2 separate regions of the Homo sapiens genome follow, and region 2 is linked to region 1. Evidence: read pairs that join two places in POLR2A ChIA-PET (ENCODE). Cell type or tissue: Panc1. All regions are shown on one strand. Links, peaks and the distances in the headings refer to the core of each region. The heading gives the core; the rest is flanking DNA.

Region 1 (2,924 bases), core at 255-2,754:
CATCCCCTGATTCATAAGATGGCAGCTGAGGGTTATTTTCCCTTATAATAACTGATGGCAGTCAGGTAAACATTCTTGCCCTCTCCTCCCTGGAGCCAGCAGTTGCCAATGGCAGAATGGTTTGATACAAAGTTATTTCCCAGGAAATCTAACTTTTCTGAGTAGCATAATTATGCAGCAAATGTTCTGTAGGCCTTATCTTAAATGTAAGGAGTTGGAGGTCAAACTAACCACTAAAGTCAGGGGAATTCAAAAGAATAGATAGCATGCAATTCACACATGCTAATGGACTCTCTCTACACTGAACATACACACAAAACTGCTGCAATTTTAGGGGCCAGCCAGGTGCAGTGGCTCACGCCTGTAATCCCAGCACTTTGGGAGGCAGAGGCAAGTGGATCACCGGAGGTCAGGTGTTCAAGACCAGCCTGGCCAACGTGGTGAAACCCCGTCTCGACTAAAAATACAAAATTTAGCTGGGTGTGGTGGTGCATGCCTGTAATCCCAGCTACTCGGGAGGCTGAGGCAGGAGAATCGCTGGATCCTGGGAGGCAGAGGCTGCAGTGAGCCAAGATTGTGCCACTGCACTCCAGCCTGGGCAGCAGAGTGAGACTGTCTCAAAAAAACAAAACAAAAAAATCGCAGGGGCCCATGGGCCTCCTGAAGACCCTCAAGAGACCTATAAGTCAAAAGATCCAAGTTCCTAACCTGACTCTTCCACCAATTCCCAGAAAGCTCTTCATTCCTCCATATGATGAAATGATCACTCTAGCCCCTTCCCACTCTTAGGTTATGTCTAAGTGTGGATGCCTCTTGATCAGCAGCAATATTTAAGGACAAAAATAAACATAAGGCGATGACAAGCTCCGCTATACCTGATGAAAACACATTTCTGAAGTGTAAGCAAATGGACATTTGTCAGTAAATAGTTTAATGTTAGAATAAACGTTCTTTCCTCTCATAGCAAGCTTCATTTTCCTTCACCAAATGGCTCTTCAATCTCCCTCACCTCAGCAGAACCCCAGGATCAGATGGTGGGAGGGAGGGACAAATGATCACAGAACTCTGCTTGGTAAAATATGAGAGTGACTCCAGCCAGAACAGATGTTTGCATCATCACTTAGCCATGTATCACCAGGGAACAGCTGGGAAGTGTTGTGTGTTGCCAAATTTGATCAAAAGAATTTTAAGTTTGGAACAATGTTTAGAGATGATCAGCATGAAGAGGCGAAAAATAAAGGAGTCTTAAAGTTACAGAACTTGCTTAAACCATCACAGTAACAAAGGTGATGTTTAGGTAGCAGAAGCCTCCGATGGAGGATTGCTTAGGCCACCAGGCCAGGGAACGAATGCTTAAGCAAAGACCTAGAAGCCAAAGTTTCTCAAGGCCTCTTCAGGGAACAGCAACTAAAATTATTTGAACTCGAGTTCTCCATGGGGACAGAGTAATATAAAGAAGAGTAAAGCCAATAAAAAAGCACCAATTTCGATATTTTGAAGATATATACATTATAGATGGAGCAAGGTAGAGCAGTATGTACTCTGATCTTCAGAAAGTTGTGGAATAATAACACAATTACACAAGGATAGTTTTGAATGTCTTGCATTTGTTTAATGCAGGTGTTTCATTGTTAAGTTTATTTTCCTATCTAATTTTGAGGCCAACCAGCTGAAATTCTCCAGAGAGGAAAGCAAGAGTGTCAGGAATGCTGAGGCTCTTGCACTCATCCCAGGGACTGTGCACAGAGCCACAGTCATAGATGAGGACCCCAGAACATGCGGTGGTAACCCTGGGCCATGCAAGGAGGACTGATTACCTCCAGGCAGGGATGGGGCACCAACACTGCCATCAGGAGAAAGCCTATAAGCAAAGCCTCCTAGAGTCTCATATGGTGCTGCCCCAATTTGGTAGCCACGAACCACATGTAGCTATTTAAATTTTAATTTAAACTTTAGTTCCCTAGTTGCACTAGCCCTGTTTCTTTTTTTTTTTTTTTTTTTTTTTTTTTTGAGATGGAGTTTCGCTTGCATCGCTCAGGCTGGAGTGCAGTGGCGTGATCTCAGCTCACTGCAACCTCCGTCTGCCAGGTTCAAGCGATTCTCCTGCCTCAGCCTCCTGCGTAGCTGGAATTACAGGCTTGTGTCACCATGCCCAACTAATTTTTGTATTTTTGCAGAGTTGGGGTTTCACCATGTTGGCCAGGCTGGTCTCAAACTCCTGACCTCAGGTGATCCACTTGCCGCTGCCTCCCAAAGTGCTGGGATTACAGGCATGAGCCGCGGCCCCGAGCTCTGCTAGCCCTGTTTCAAGTTCCCAGCCACATATGGCTAGTGTCTACCTTATCAGATGTTGCAAATACAGAACATCTCTATCATCACAGAAAGTTCTATCGGACCATGCCAGTCAAGAGTAAATCTTCTTGAACGTTAATGTGCCTTTAAATCACTTGAAGATCTTATTAAAATGTAGCTTCTTATGGAGTAGTCTGGGGAGGGGCCTGAGTCTCTGCATTTCTAACAAGCTCCAGGTGGATGCAGACGGTCGTGGCCATGGCCCTTGCTGAGAGGCTAGGGAGGAGGCACAATGACCCTGTTCAACGCTGGCCTTGAGCTGAATGGTAAACATGTCTCCTGCTCTTACACAAAGAGCACCTTGTACATTCAAATTGCAGTTCTATAAAACAGTGAATGTTAGACGATACAGAATCACTTTCCCTTGTCTACCCTTCCACCCTTACACTATGTGGTTTTCAAAAATTTCAGGGTTCGAAGCAAAAATATACAGACCACTGAATCTCTATCTTCGCTACACTATCTGCAATGGAGATTTCCTTAAGAGAAAGCCTGCCCGGTATAATTTAAGCAGCTGTGTTTCTAGAAGATAAGAGCAGCCCTTGTACATTCGGACACAATGGTATCTTAAA
Region 2 (2,924 bases), core at 334-2,833, 400 kb before region 1:
ATTTTTTAATTTTAATAGAAAGATATATAAATTTACAGAAAAATTAGGTAACATTAAATCAGTTACTTAATTCCATGTTTCATCCACCCCTGATAAGACATGTTTCAGCCTTTATCGTCATAACAGTGGGTGTATTAGTCCATTTTCACACTGCTATAAAGAAATACCCAAGACTGGGTAATTTATACATAAAAGAGCTTTTAACTGACTCACAGTTCCACATGACTGGGAGGCCTCAGGAAACTTACAAACATGGCAGAAGGGGAAGCAAGGATCTTCTTCACATGGTGACAGGAGAGAGAAGAGTGAGGAGTGAAGGAGGAAGAGCTCCTCCTTAAACCATCAGATCTCCTGAGAACTCTTTCACTATCACGAGAACAGTACGGGGGAAACCGCCCACATGATCCAAGCACCTCCCAACAGCTCTCTCCCTAGACACATGGGGATTATGGGGATAACCATTCAAGATGAGATCTGAGTGGGGACACAGCCAAACCACAGCAATGAATATACCTATTATGTTACGGTCAGCTAAAAGTAACTTCATATAAATTCACATTTTTATATATATTTGCATTGATGTCAGTCACAATTCTCTTGACACCAAATGTGTGGATTTTTTCCTCATACCAACCAATTCTCCAACATTTCAGATACCAACTGAGTGTCCAACAATCCAATTTCATTCTGACACTACCCAGAGTCAGCACAGACCCCACAGGTTAAGAGATCAGTCCCACAAGACTGCTCCCCACTTAGATACCAGTCACAAGTTCCAGGTTGCCACGTACACTTCTGACCAATCACCTATAAATCAGGGGTTCCCGTGACCCCCTCTTCAGTTCCATACTTTGCTTAAATGGCTCACAGAACTCAGGAAAACACTTGACTTAGGTTTACCAGTTTATCATAAAGAATATAACTCAGGATGGCCAAATGGAAGAGATGCTTTGGGCAAGGTATGGAAGCAGAGTGTGGGTGCACAGAACAACACCCTCCCAGCTCCTCAGTATGTTCATCAACCCAGCAGTTCTCCAAACACTATTGTTTTGGGGGTTTTATGGTGATTGCACTGCACAGACATGAGAGATTACATCACTGGCCAATGGTGATTACCTCAATCTTCAGCTTCTCTCTCCTCCCCAGAGGTCAGGGATGGGGCTGAAAGTTCCAACCTTCTAATCACGTCAGTCTTTCTTAATCTTAATCATGTTCAGCCCCCATCCTGAAGGTCTAGGGGTCCCCAGCTACCAGCCTTCTCACTACCATACAAAAGACACTCATCATTCTGGAGATTCCAAAGGTTTTAGGAGCTGTATTCCAGGAAGATGGGACAAAGACCAACTACATATTTCTTATTGTATCACACTATTTATTTGTGACAGTCCTCATAGTTATTATTTAAAATCTTTTACTAAAAGATAAACATTTTCAGAGGTATTTCAAAAGAAAAATTAACCAGATTCAGTAGCTGATCTGAAAGAGGATAAAGGAACTAGTTGGTGAGGGTGGTGGTGTCCGTGACTCACAGTTTAAGAGCTGATTCACCGACAGGAATGTAGCATGATGTATGAATAATATACCCTTTGTGTCTAGTTAATGAAGCCTGTGTAACTCATCTGCTATGGATGGATGCTATAGCCAGGTGTAGACTTAATAAGCCCACTATTCCCCAGCGTATCCATGCTTCTCCGGATTGATGGGCTGCATATTGGCCTCCTTGGACAGCTTATATCAGAGACTGCAATCTGGCCTTCTTCTTCTGATCCTAGTGGATCCCTGCTTGCTAGTATTTAACAAAGGCTGTGACCGGGTTGTGACAGTAGCAACACTTTTTAAAGCAAAGAACATTTATACCAGTTGAAACAAGAAATACCAAAAATTTTGAGAACAGTCAATTCTTTGGGCATGAGATGATAACTTACCATAATACCAGCATCAAATAATTCTATCAATTCTCATTAAGTCCAGAAATGTTGGGGATAGCTAATAATTGCAGGAAAGCCAATCACTTTGACACACTGCCTGATTTAAAAATCACCTCCAACGTTTGGATAATTCTTATGTTTGGTGATCTGGTTCTGTGATTTTACAGTTTCTCCCCTGACAATGCACAACAACTTCTGTCTCCTGCCCCTGACATGGAGAGATTACTCTTCTCCAGGTGCTCGTCTAGTTTTTGGGCAGGCCACTCCAGGAACCAAGAAGTCTGAGAGCATTTCACAGCCATCTATGGTGTGACACCAAAGCAACAGCCACAGAAGACCACTCAGAAATCCTGAGCACAAAATTCATACCCACCCACTTGATCAACATTCCTTGGGCTTTTGCCCTATTACTCTGTTGAAGGCAGCATTTTAAGATGCTATGAGGGCGCAAGAAAGATGACAATAATCCTAGGCCTCAGTAACTGAAAAGCCATGCAGACAGCCATCTCACAATTGGAAAAGAAGACAGTCAGATAGAATACAATTTATAATTGTAATAAAAATAGTTATACGTAGCGAGTAGTCACCATATTCCTGGTAATGTGTAAGGAAATGTATATGCATCCTCTCTTCAAATGCTCACCACAACATCATGAAGTACCTTTATTATCCCAGTACTTCAGAATGTGACTATATTTGGAAATGGGTCTTTAAAGAGGTAAATAAGTTAAAATGCGGTCATTAGAATAGCTCCTAATCCAATCTTACTGGTCACCTTATAAAAAGAGATAGGAACCCAGACATACACACAGAGAAGATCATGTAAAGACACAGGAAAAGACAGCCATCTGCAAGTCAAGGAGACAGGCCCCAGAAGAAACCAACCCTGCTGATACAGTCATATCAGACTTCTAGCCTCCAGAACTGTGAGAAAATAAACTTGTGTTGTTTAAGCCACCCAGTTTGTGATGCTTGTTACCACAAATACCTAGGCAG

What was found. ChIA-PET counts read pairs that join two places held together with the same protein. Peaks named below come from ENCODE experiments on the same cell type or tissue, not always from the same donor. Only the 100,000 strongest peaks of a DNase experiment are listed, where the experiment ranks them.
Region 2: POLR2A ChIA-PET joins it to region 1 with 6 read pairs; 1 of 35 experiments calls an interaction of 5 or more read pairs at or near these places.

What each region holds. Positions count from the first base shown.
Region 1 is chr9:83,421,604-83,424,527 of GRCh38, forward strand. All of the region lies in intron 1 of FRMD3 (FERM domain containing 3), which reads right to left. Among named protein-coding and RNA genes, the nearest start is that of FRMD3, 120 kb to the right of the region's middle. RefSeq lists a silencer at 2,451-2,745 and an enhancer at 2,451-2,745. In Panc1, for the core only: no CTCF peak of the experiment used is centred there; no DNase peak of the experiment used is centred there; H3K27ac peaks cover 1,783 bases.
Region 2 is chr9:83,026,184-83,029,107 of GRCh38, forward strand. The region is part of intron 1 of RASEF (RAS and EF-hand domain containing); the gene reads right to left. Among named protein-coding and RNA genes, the nearest start is that of RASEF, 35 kb to the right of the region's middle. In Panc1, for the core only: no CTCF peak of the experiment used is centred there; a DNase peak (open chromatin) is centred at 1,548.